Regions from separate parts of the Homo sapiens genome. Here regions 2 and 3 are each linked to region 1. The links are chromatin contacts, found by Hi-C or POLR2A ChIA-PET in ENCODE. All regions are on one chromosome and are shown on one strand. The core of a region is the stretch at or near the end of the contact, and the rest is flanking DNA. Distances in the headings are between cores, read along the strand shown.

Region 1 (4,038 bases), core at 1,536-4,035:
ATGTAAAAAATCATTCTTAGATATTGAGCTATAAAAAAACCAACAATTGGTTGGATTTAGCCCAATGGCCTTAATTTGCCCATCCATGGTCTCTGGATAATGGCCAAACTGGGAATTCCATTTGTAAATTAAAAGGTTCCTGGATCCACCTTTCTACTTTGCCAGAAGAGGATGATTTTCCAAGTTTTGTTTTTTCATTCCCACCTTTTAAAAGAAACTAACTCTGAGAGTTGGGAAATGTTCATGAAAAGTGTATCTGTATGTGGGAAATCAAGTTCTGAAATGCCAAGTTAATTTGGTAGAGTTAGAAGACAGGGATGGAAGCTGTTCTCCTCTAAAGGGAAACAATCTAGTGTCAAGGTTCTCAGAACAGGCCCTGGAGCCCAATGGGCTGACTTTTTGAGACCCAGCTTTGGCACTTAGGCAAGCTATCTAACCTTTTTGGATTTCACTTTCCTCACCTGCAAAATGAGAACACCAATAATACCTACTTTATGAATTGTGAGTATCGAATCAAATAGTCCAGGGCATCGTCAGTATAGTAAGAGCTCAGTATACGTCAAAGTTAATGACAAACGCTAGTGAGTAAGAACACATTTTAAATAGCAGAGTGCATTCCAATTTTGTATCCACAAAGATGAAGCACACTGTGATTCGGCTTTGCCAAGCATATTAGAATTAAAGTTCAACTCACAATACTTATTTCACCAGTTACCAGTTTAATGCCAATTGAATGGGCTGAATGCTGCAGACTCCATTTCAGTAATGTGGTTTTTAATCTTACCTCTGAACACTATACTTTCCCTAGAAAGATTTTAACCTTAAGCTTATCCCTACTTTCTTTTGAATACCCAACAGGTACTTCTTTGAAATCCTCTTTGCAAACTTTCCTTCTATGTTATTTCATGTTTATACCTTTATTATACTGACCCACTCAATCATGAAACAAATTGTAAGTAGACCATATTAAACCTACTCCAAATCCATTTTCAGCCACCTGAAATATGATCGGATCTGCTTTGAAAATGTTTGGATCTTCGGTCATGGGTGATTAACGACTTAAGCCTTCTAGGAAAATAATGCCACCAAAGAAATAGCTTACACTCTATTTACATGCATTTGTTTTGAGAAGAGGAACTGTGGTTTGCATTCGGCAACTTTTCAAAATTTTTTGTCACGCCATCTCTTGATAGTAGCAGAAACTGGACTGGAGTACATTCCTCTTAATAAGTTAGAAGCCTAATTTATATGAAAGATTATATTACTGGGTGTTCCCTTATTGTCCAATGAGTTCAAAAAGTGAGATACGTTAGGTAAAAGGTTCTATTCTCAAATGTGCTTATATTCAGGAAAAATTTCATATTCCCAATTGGGAAATCAGGGTCAAATGAGGCTATCTTTTTAACTACTTGATTCTGCTTCCCTATCCCTATTTCTCTCTACAACTTGAGGAATCAAAGAAAAAAAAAACTTTTTAAATAAATATTTGGTATAATAACATTTGAATAAGTAAAGGCAAATTGTCAAGATCCTGAAATCAGGAAAAGTCAAATAATTTGTAAAATCAAAACCACTGAGTTTGGAAAAGGAACATTATTAACTCATTAACTCCTGTTAAATCCCACGAATAATGGTGTGGTCAAAAAGGCAGATACAGGCCGGGCGCGGTGGCTCACGCCTGTAATCCCAGCGATTTGGGAGGCTGAGGCGGGCGGATCACGAGGTCAAGAGATCGAGACCATCCTGGCTAACACGGTGAAACCCCGTCTCTACTAAAAATACAAAAAATTAGCCGGGCGCGGTGGCGGGCGCCTGTAGTCCCAGCTACTTGGGAGGCTGAGGCAGGAGAATGGCGTGAACCCGGGAGGCGGAGCTTGCAGTGAGCCGAGATCGCGCCACTGCAGTCCGGCCTGGGCAGAACAGCGAGACTCCGTCTCAAAAAAAAAAAAAAAAGGTAGATACTATCCTCTGTCAGAGCTGTTGGATAAAGAGACTGGAAAAATAGCACATATAAATTCATCTCACGAACGGTCTTACTGTAAGAGTTCAGGCTAGATTCGAATCTCTTCAATATTTATTAGCTGGGTGACCTTGGGCAAATGACAACAACTTTCGGGTGTTCTTATATGTAATTCGTAGCTAATAGTACCAGTACATTATGTGGTTTGCGAAGGTTTCATTCAGAAACTGGATGAGAAATATTGAATGCTTAGCATGTGTCTGATACATAGTAAGTGTTCAACATTAGCTATTATTATTTTATGATTATTTCAATGTAGCAGGGAAGACTTTTCACAGTTTTCACAAAGACAGCACATTCCCAGAAACCAAATTCCCCTGCTTGCCAGTGCCTTAAACACGTAAACACGTGGGACTCGTGGTGTCCCACGCAAGGCTGAGAACTGGTTATCTGGGGTGGTCTCTGCCTGTTTCCAGCCAAATCAGAAAAAATAAGAACACCTTAATTAAAGGTATGCGGTTTAAAGACCTGTTCTTTATTCTTAGGCTGCACTTTGTTGGATGTGAAATTCTTTGATGCAACAGTGGCCAAGGCTAAATAGGATTTCTCGTAAAGTGTTAGGCAAAAGTTAAAGTTGGCAAGCCTACTGTGGGCCCCGAAATTCGTGAAAACCCCAGGAAACAGAATTGACCTCAAACCCCTCTTCCCTTCCAATACAACGCAGGCCGAACGGACCCACCGGTGGCGGTGAGAGAGGTCCCGCGAGAGACCTCCGGGAACTCGGGCAACCGGACCAGGATTGGCGGCGGCAGCAGCAGCAAGGAGGCGGGGCCTAGACGGGGCCTGCCCCTCGCACGTGATCCTACCCGCCAACTAGCCCCGGCGCCCAGAGCATCAGCCAATCCTCAAAGCTTTGGAAGTACCTGCCCAGCAGTGCGGCTGAGCCAATGGGCGGCCTCCTTACAGGCTCCTGGAGATCGGGATTCGCGGGTCCTGCCGGCGCCGGTGGCTGACGAAAGAGGAACCGGTAGTGGTTGGCTGTGGGACCCCGGCACCCGGCTCCGCACCTGAGGGGAAATCCGCTGGAAAGCACTAGGGCCAAGCGGCTCCGGTAGGCGCGCGGCAGCAGAGGTGGTCCGCCGCCGGCAGCCGGGGCTTTGGTGGCCGCTGAAGGTTTGCGGCAGGAGGCCTTTGTGAAGTCAGTCGGCTCCAGGTCGCCCTCCGGATGCGGTCCCCACACCGCCTGCGTCACCTGGGTTGAGGGGCTCATTTGAAATACAGACTTCGCTACCCACCCCAGCCTGCTGAATCGGAAATGCAGCGGTGAGCCATAGGTGATTATTATGCACCCTTAAATTTAAGAATTAGTCATTCGGAGGTTTCTCTCAATGGCGAACTTGAAAATAAGTTCAGGAAACCAGACAATTGGAGCGGACCGACAGCCCTGATTCCAATGGTAAGAGCAGTGCGCTGGGTGTGATCTTTCTGCCAGCACCTTAAGGCCTCACTTAACCTCGGGACCTTAGTTGCATCATCTATAGAATGAAATGATTGCTCTCCGACCTACCTTCTCGTGGTGGTGATGTGATAATAAAAATTGAATAGTGAGCAACCCAGTGGGCTATGGAAATGTGTGGAAGATGGCATTTCTATTTCTCAGTGGGGCTCTTACCTATTACTCATCAACCTTGTAGGCAGAATTGACTGATGCAGCCTACACAGTATTTAATTACATAAATGGGACACCACCTATGTGCCCAACATGGGATTTGATAGGAAGGATTTGAAGGGGTTAGAGACAGGGAGACCAAATAGGAGTCTGCCCAGCCACCCAGCTTTCGGGTAATGTGCGTCTGGTCTTCAGGGCCAACAATAGAGAGAATGTGAAATTAAGTTGATGATGGAAATGAAAGAAGGAGGAATTGAAAGCTTCTCAACTAAGAAACCAGAAGACAAGCAACAAGAGAGCATCTCATGAAATCACACAACAGGGTAACTGAGTGGGTATTTCCTGTGAGCAGTTATAAAGTTAGATTGTGGACGGGTACGGTGGCTCATGCCACTTTGGGAGGCCGAGG
Region 2 (4,038 bases), core at 953-3,452, 6.2 Mb before region 1:
GAAGAGGGGGAGCTCTGAGTGCTGACATTTGCAGTGCCCTCCCAAGCGCACAACAAGCCACAGGGTGCAGACTCCTGCAGGTGGTGACTCTCCCGGTCCCAGGGTGTAGGAGGGCGCCCCGGCGCAGGGAGGGGACCCGGGGGCGCCGGAGGGGCGAGCGTGGCAGGGACCCCGAGCGCTCACCTTTGAGGAAGTAGACCCGCGGGCCGGCGGGTAGGCAAGCGAGTAGCGAGGTGAGGACGACACGCGCGGCGCTCTCCTCTCGCAGCTTCTGCCAGTGGCGGCTGCCCTGGTCCAGCACCACCACGGCCGCGACGCCGCCGCCGCCCTCCTGCAGGAGCCGCGCGCGCGCCGCCTCGTCGGGCAGCACGTAGCGCGCCGACACCGCGCCGCCCCGGGCCCGCCGCAGCACCACCGAGTTGAGGTTGACGTTGAGCGAGCCGCGCACGTTCGAGGCAGCGAAGGCCAGATAGGGCCGGCAGTCGAGCACCACGCAGCGCGCCGCCGCCTCCTTGCGGAGCATCTTGCGCAGCTGGCGCCCGTCGAGCGACGTGACCTTCATGCCGCCGCCGCCGCCGGCCAGCGGCCCCGCGCCGCGCGCCCCGCGGGTGCCCACGGCCAGGGTGTCCACGGCCAGGGTGTCCGCGGGCGAGGCACGGGAGGGCGACCCGCGGGGCTGCGGCCGCGACGGAGCCCGGCGCCCGAGCGGCGGCGCAACTCCGCGTTCCCGCCCCGCTCGCTCGATAGCCAGCCCGGCCGCTCGCCGCCCTAGAAGCCGGGGATTCCGCCGGCCGCGCAGCGTTTTATGTGAATGAGTGCCGTCCGTGACGCGGCTGCCCATATAAGGCCAAATATGGGTGTTTCCCCGCCCCTCGGGCCGTGGCCACGCCCTGCAGGGGGCGGGGCAGCGGGGGCGAGGGACGCGCGGGGCGGGTGCCGGCGTTAGAGCGAGAGGAAGTGGAAGGCGCCTCTTCGTTCTCTCTTCCGCGCTTCGCTGAGGGACTCACTCGCGCATCACCCGCGGCTGCCGGTCGAGTGTCCCAGGCGCTCCGGGGCCGCGGTGACCCTCGCGGTGCGGACCGAGGAGGAAGCGCCGTGGGGGGCGGGGCGGCGCCGCACGATCCGGCCTTCAGCTTCACGGACGTGGGCTGAGAACCCGCCCGCGCCGCGCTGAGCAGGGCCGAGGGAGCCGGCCAGGGCCCCAGAGGAGTCCGGAACGGATTCCCGTCGCTACCGAGGTCTGCGCGTGTAAGGAGAGGACGTCGGAGATTTGCCTCGAGGGGTGGGGTATAGATGACTGGAGAGGTCAGGCGCGGGTTGGTCATCGCTGAGGCTGGGTGATGGGTGGCCGGATTCGTTATACTGTTTTCTCCACTTTTCTGTATGTTTGATATTTTTCATAATAAAGTTTGTAAAAGTAAAAACGGGGGTTGGGGGTCGGCGGTGAGAATAGCCATTTAATCTTCCTAAATGGATTCTGCCCTCAAAGGATTGACGCTCTTTTCTCTGTCACTCTCCAATAATGATTAGAATAATAAGTTGTATTTTGAGGAGCTGTTTTCTGGTCCCGGGGAGACCCTTGGTGAACTCAGCAGTACCATCAGCATGTATCCCACGATGGAGCTCAGTTCAGCCAACTGTTGTCCAGGTGGCTTCTGGATTTGGGGGATTATCTATGGATCAAGTTTAATCTCAGGCTGTCTGCCCCCACCGGTCCCCAGGGGCTTCAGGCCTCCCACCCCTATTCCTGGGGAAGCAGACACAATTCACCCATTCAGCAAGCATTTATTGAGGGTCAGCCGTGTGCCAGGGCTTTGCTAGCTGCGGGGACACATGGATGGAAACAGGTTTCTGCCCCCAAGCTCACTGCCAACCATTTTATTGTTAGCCTGGCTGGGACTGCTTGATGGAAAACAGTCTGCCCGCACTAGACAAGGGCTTGTTGACAACTGACATAAGGGAATGAGGTTTTCAGAAGGAAGCAGAGATCAAATTTTGAAATCAGATGCAATCAAATCAGACACCAGGACAGCCAGCATTGCCTCTGGGTCACAGATGCATCCACCCAAAGGCGCTGTCCTCGCCTTGCCAGTGGGGTCTTGGTGAAGACGTGATGCGGGGGCCTTCTTTCTTTTTGTGGTTATCTGTGCCAGCCTTCCCTGCAGGCTGCTCTTCCTCTAGCACGTTCTGTTTCTGTTACCGGCTCTTTCCACCCCCGGCATCTCCGCCTAGAGCCACACACATACGCGGAGCACCCACGTGGGCCAGGCTTTGTTTTGGGGCTGGCGGCACCAACGTGAGTAAGACTTATACTCAGCCCCAGCTGCCCCCAGCCCAGAGGGAAGGGGAAGGCCTGTAGTCCGTGGGGAAGAGCGCCCAGTAGGGGTGTGGCAGGGTGGGGCGTGGGCTGGAGAAGGCCTCCCGAGGAGAGGAGAGCTGAGGCCAACTCCGAGGAATGAATTGTAAGCCAGGCTGCGAAGCAGGAGGGGAGATTCCAGGCAGAGGAAACTGCTTGGGGTAAAGAAAACAAAAAACGCAACCCCCCCAGCATGGTGCGTACTGGAGGTATGTGGGAGACTAAGGCCCTTCTGGTATTTATTAGCAGATTAAGCAGGGTCAGGCAACAGAGGGCCTTGTGCTGTTTTGAGTCATTTGGGTCTTAGTCTTTGGCCGGGCAGTCCCCAACGAGGGATCTTACTCAGTGACAAGATCCGGATAGCATTTGGGAACATCGCTGAGGCGGCTCTGTGCGGGATCGGTGCTTTATTTGAGAGTGGTGGTGGGGTCCGGAGTCTGGGGGATGGATGGGAGGATTTCATGGGTAATCTAGACATGAGCTGATATGGACTTGCCAGAACTTGGCAGTGACAGCAGCTATGGGGAGGCCATAGGAATGGGAGCACATTGAGGAAGTGAGATGCTGGGAGGGGTGAGATGGGGAGAGAGAACTGGAGAGGGACACCAAAGATTTTTTTGTTTCCGGATTTTTTTTTTTTAGATAGGTTCTCGGGCCGGGCGCGGTGGCTCACGCCTGTAATCCTAGCACTTTGGGAGGCGGAGGCAGGCGGATCACCTGAGGTCGGGAGTTCGAGACCAGCCTGACCAACATGGAGAAACCCCGTCTCTACTAACAATACAAAAAAATTAGCCGAGCATGGTGGCGCATGCCTATAATCTCAGCTACTTGGGAGGCTGAGGCAGGAGAATCGCTTGAACCTGGGAGGCGGAGGTTGCAGTGAGCCGAGATCGCGCCATTGCACTCCAGCCTGGGCAACAAAAGCGAAACTCGGTCTCAAAAAAAAAAAGCTTGTTCTCACTATGTCGGCCAGGGTGGGCTCAAACTCCTGGCCTCAAGTAATCCTCCCACCTCAGCCTCCTAAAGTGCTGGGATTGAGCCACCACACCCGGTTAGCATTTTTCTTTTCTTTTTCTTTTTTTAGGACAGAGTCTCGCTCTGTCGCCCAGGCGGGAGTGCAGTGGCGTGATCTCGGCTCCCAGGTTCAAGCAATTCTTCTGCCTCAACCTCCTGAGTAGCTGGGATTGCAGGCACACACCACTACGCCCAGCTAATTTTTGTATTTTTAGTAGAGACGGGGTTTCACCATGTTGATCAGGCTGGTCTCGAACTCCTGACCTTGTGCTCCGCCCACCTTGGCCTCCCAAAGTGCTGGGATTACAGGTATGACCCATGAGCCACTACCCCTGGCCAACACCATAGTTTTTAACCTTTAGATAGGGACTCTACAGGAGCAGGTCTGGGGTGAGGGTAGCAGGAAAAGGAGGAGTGGGTGAAGTTTATTCATATTAATAAGCTAGAGTTGGTCACACCAAGGAAGGTGCCCAGAAAGCAGAAGGGTGGCATGGCACCCGGTGTAGGAGGGTCATCTGTCAGCTGGATTGCTTCCTCACATCCCATATCCAACAGATTACTAAGTCCTGGGACCCTGCTTCCCAGAGCTCTCATCTGACTCATCCTGTCTTGTCCCATGGCCAAGGCCAGCTTTGCAGGTATGTGACCTGTGCAGCCAAACGGGGCCC
Region 3 (4,038 bases), core at 814-3,313, 6.1 Mb before region 1:
GCCCAGCCCACTCCTATTCCTTCAGGCTCTGAGTTCAACGGTGATACTATTCACAAGCAGACTTCTGTTTTCTTGTGAAAGTTAAAAAAGATACCAAGCTGTCAAAAAGACTTTTTCAACACCCAGTTCCTGCTGGGTGAAGGGTGCAAGAAGAGGGTCTTTCATGTCTTACTGCATGATGAAATGCCAAACACAGGATTCTAATTCATCCTTGGGGTGAAAAAAGAAGATTCTCCCTTGGGGTGGCTAAGAGGCCCAGCTCTCCAAAGAGAAAGCAGCTCACCTCTAAAGCCCCTGCATCATTTCCCATAAAGAACAGGACAGTTTTGAGTCAGCCACAAACATGTCATCACACATTGAGCATCTATGTGTGTGTCGGGAACACGCAACAGCAGGAATTCCACTAGCAATAATAACATTATTAAGTGCTCATTGCCTCTCAGGCAGTCTGTTGGGTCTTTACATATATCATCTCATTTAATCCTCATAGCATGAGGAAAGTAATTCACCATTCCCATTTTACAGATGAGGAAACCGAAGCTTAGAGGTTCTATAGCTGGTAAGCAGCAGAACTGGGATCTGAATTCTGGTCTGACTTCAGAGTCTAAGCTCTTAGCCATGAAACCAGCATTCTCATAGCAGAGTCCAGGAACCACATGCTGAGGATCTCCCCATAATGCTTGATAAAAACGCAGCATCCTGGCTGGGCTTACGGAATCAGAACATCAGGGAATGGGGCCAGGAGGCTGCCATTGGCAATCTTTCCAGATGGTTCTGATGCACGGAATGTTTGAAATCCCTCACACTGTGCTGTACTGTCCACTAAGTTGGGAGAAGGGGACATTGCGTGGGGGGTAGGCGGGGAGGGAGCATCAGGTGAGAAGGCCCCAAACAGCATACGGTACTGCATGATGCACTAAGGATTTGGAATTACTTCCGTTAAAAGAGCATCCCTTGGAAAGCTGCCCCAGTGCCTGGCGGCTGTCCTCACACTCTGCCTGCATTAGCTGAGGCCTAACCAGTGAGCTACCCAGCCCCAGGCCTGAGCTGTCCAGGCCCACACAAGAGTCCTCACAGGGACAATGTTCCTATTGCCAGGACTGTCGCTAACTCATCCTGAGGATAACTCTGCTTCCAACCCTCCCTAATTCCTCCATTGAGCAGCTGCCCTCAGAAGTCTCCTCTCTTTCCCCTTGCTGCAGACCTCATCTCTACCTGCCGGAATTCTCAGCACTGCTCTTCTTACTAGGTAACTAGCCCTGAGATGAGGCTTCACTAGAGCTAGTGGCAGCGATTTTCTGGGTGGGGTGTTGGGTGGTACTGCCATCTTCTGAGGCACAGAAATAGAAAAGGGAGGCATGTGGCCAGGTTCCAAGTGATCCACGACAAGCCACACAGGCCCTTCTGACTCACTGAGGCAGCAGCAGGTGGCCTTTGAGAAACAGTGAGACAGAACAGTCCCTTCTGGCCTGGAAATGCCAGCAGGTGGGGGTGGGGGCAGGCTGCTGCTAAGATCTGGGGTTCATTTTACCCCTCTGCAGACTCCACAACCTGTTTCTGCCCCATCATCTCCCTGGGAAACGTGTGGGACCCACTTACTTGCAACCCACACACCCTCAGGGCTGTGACTCAACTGGCACTCACGGCAGCCTTCAATATTATTTTTAACCTGACTTCACCTGATTTGTGGGGGGTGGGGTGGGGACCAGATTTGCCTAGAAAACTCCACTAATAGGGCTGGTCCAAGCCGAAAAGGAAGGAGACAAAGTCTTCTTTCCAGCACCTCGAAGAGCCTTTCCCCTGCGTGAACCTGAGAGAAAGAGGCCGGGTCGGCCTACGAAATGGGCGCCAGGAAAATCATCCACAAACTGATGTGCATTCACTGCCTCTTTTTTCTGGCTCACCTGTCTGGCCATGTTTTGTCTTGGGATGACTCCTCGCATCCTATGTTGACAACACCTGGCCAGAAGGGAAGGCAGCCCTAAGCCCGGGGAGCTTCAGAGATGGCAGCCTACACGCAGGCCGGAAGCACCCCAGATGCCTCTCGCATCTGCCAGCGGAAGTCTCCACCTCTTCCGCCCACCATGCCCTTCCTGCATATGTTCCCGAGGATCAGGGGAAGGCCTGCAGATGAGCGGTTGGTCTGTTTGGCATTGGCTGAGCCACACGGCAAGTCTTGTTCATTCTCCATCTGGCTGTCTCTGTGAACTTTGCACTGAACTCTTTCCAGCTGCGTCGGCGGCAGCTCTCCTGCCAGGAGGACCCAGTGCCAGGGAGAACAGAATAATTGCCTCTCGTGTTGTGCATGCAGAGCCTTCATTAACGTGTCCCCGGAGTGGCATTTGCAGCCCTCTGTCACAGCAGCCTGCCATTGAATACCACAAAACTCATCACCCTCAGATTCTCCACTGTCTTGAAAGAGCCAGTTAGCCCTTTGTTTCTTCGAGCTGCTTTGGCTCATTCGGAAAGTCATGTCGGTGTCCCTGTTATTATTTACATAGAGGAGGTTTCTCTGTTGTCTTGCTCACCAAATAGCGCATGTAAGTGGCCTGGCCCAGTCACTCTTGTTTTCTTCCTTTTTGACACAAGGAAGCCATGCTTCTAAGGAGACAGGTGACAAAGAGTGTGGGGTGGAGGGGCACAAGTAGAAATCAAAAGTCATGGCATTTAGTCTTGGTGCTGGGTTTTAGTCGTGGTGCTGCCATTGGTGAGGTGTGTAACCTTGGGCAAAACTACACATTTCCAAATGTCATTTTCTTCCTGTACAAAATAAGGGGTTGGCATTGACACACGGATTCACAGAATCTTTGAGCACTTCTCATCTACCTGTCATTTTTATAGATAAGTAAGCAGGCCCAGAGTGGCCATTCAACTAACCCAAGATCATGTAGCTAACTAGTGTTAAGACTTGGGACCCAGCATTCAGACCTTCTACCTCCTGGATTTGGGTGGGATTGGATGAAAGAGGGAAACTTTTTAAGAGAGCCAAGGCACAGTGACGGGATTACACTCTCTGTGCATGCAGAGAAGTATGTAGGGGTGACTTTTCCTTCACATCAAATATTCCAGGGTTTAGAATAGTAGTTCTATCCACCCCAGGGCAATTTCATCCCTTAGGGGACATATTTGGTTGTCATAGTTGGGGTGGCCGAGGAGAGAAGGGGAAAAATTCCACTGGCATCTAGCAGAGACTAGAATACTACAATACACAGGGCAGCTCCCACAACAGAGAATGATCCAGTCCAAAATCTCAACAGTGCTGCGGTAGAGAGCCCAGTTAGACACAAGCCCCCTTCTCTACTGCCAGTATTCTCTAGAATTTTAAACATTCTTGCTTTCTTACCTTCAGTCACAAAAGCACTATTTTTTTTTTTGCTGATTTTGTTACTGATGTTGGTTTTAAAAATATGATTTTTTTTCTTGAGTATACAAATTACCCAACTCATTTTTTTTTTTTTTTGAGATGGAGTCTCGCTCTGTCGCCCAGGCTGGAGTGCAGTGGCGCGATATCTGCTCACTGCAAGCTCTGCCTCCCGGGTTCACGCCATTCTTCTGCCTCAGCCTCCCGAGTAGCTGCGACTACAGGCGCCCGCCACCACGGCTGGCTAATTTTTTTGCGTTTTTCATAGGGACGGGGTTTCACCGTGTTAGCGAGGATGGTCTTAATCTCCTGACCTCGTGATCCGCCCACCACGGCCTCCCAAAGTGCTGGGATTACAGGCCCAAACTCATTTTAAAGAATAGAAAATTCAGAAAGACACACACACTAAAATCAATCAGGTATCATCCCACCATCCAAGGGTAAGAATATTTTGGTATTTGGTATTTTTTTCATATTACCTCAGATTCACAGGGCACACCCTGCTTTCTCTGTTTCGTGGCTTTTCTCAACAATTCTCTTTTCCACCCTATCCCCATTAGTACCTGTTGAAATCTCACCCTCGCTTCAGTTACCTCAAATAGCATTCCTCCAGGAAGTGTCACATACCACTCAGAACCCCAGCTGCGCTGGAAGCGAACTCTCCTGCCTTTATATTC

Evidence for each region. Hi-C counts contacts between places; a loop is a spot of excess contacts on that map. ChIA-PET counts read pairs that join two places held with the same protein, here RNA polymerase II (POLR2A). Pooled maps may share reads with other maps.
Region 2: a pooled map shows a loop between it and region 1 (11-fold over the local background). The contact joins the promoter of DUSP5-DT here to the promoter of GSTO2 in region 1. A Hi-C loop is called at or near these places in 8 of 50 pooled maps.
Region 3: POLR2A ChIA-PET joins it to region 1 with 14 read pairs in RWPE1. The contact joins the enhancer-like site here to the promoter of GSTO2 in region 1. POLR2A ChIA-PET finds 5 or more read pairs at or near these places in 2 of 52 experiments (B cell and RWPE1).

The regions. Positions count from the first base shown.
Region 1 is chr10:104,267,931-104,271,968 of GRCh38, reverse strand. GSTO2 (glutathione S-transferase omega 2) reads right to left here and starts at 2,785. Exons shown (of 7, transcript NM_183239.2): 1 at 2,700-2,785. It overlaps MIR4482 (microRNA 4482), which reads left to right and starts at 3,564; the gene lies at 3,564-3,633. It overlaps LOC124902497 (a long non-coding RNA gene), which reads left to right and starts at 3,052. Exons shown (of 2, transcript XR_007062284.1): 1 at 3,052-3,416. RefSeq lists enhancers at 2,906-3,245, 3,296-3,465, 3,476-3,535.
Region 2 is chr10:110,494,646-110,498,683 of GRCh38, reverse strand. DUSP5-DT (DUSP5 divergent transcript) reads left to right here and starts at 2,202. Exons shown (of 2, transcript NR_187547.1): 1 at 2,202-2,296. DUSP5 (dual specificity phosphatase 5) reads right to left here and starts at 777. Exons shown (of 4, transcript NM_004419.4): 1 at 184-777. The coding sequence starts at 562. RefSeq lists silencers at 51-320, 441-500, 571-710, 721-1,250 and an enhancer at 1,732-2,255.
Region 3 is chr10:110,362,221-110,366,258 of GRCh38, reverse strand. No RefSeq gene overlaps it. Among named protein-coding and RNA genes, the nearest start is that of SMNDC1, 59 kb to the right of the region's middle. RefSeq lists an enhancer at 1,319-1,498. Within about 2 kb of position 2,063, at least 7 of the 41 ENCODE cell types and tissues checked have a DNase peak (open chromatin) inside an H3K27ac peak, as active enhancers do.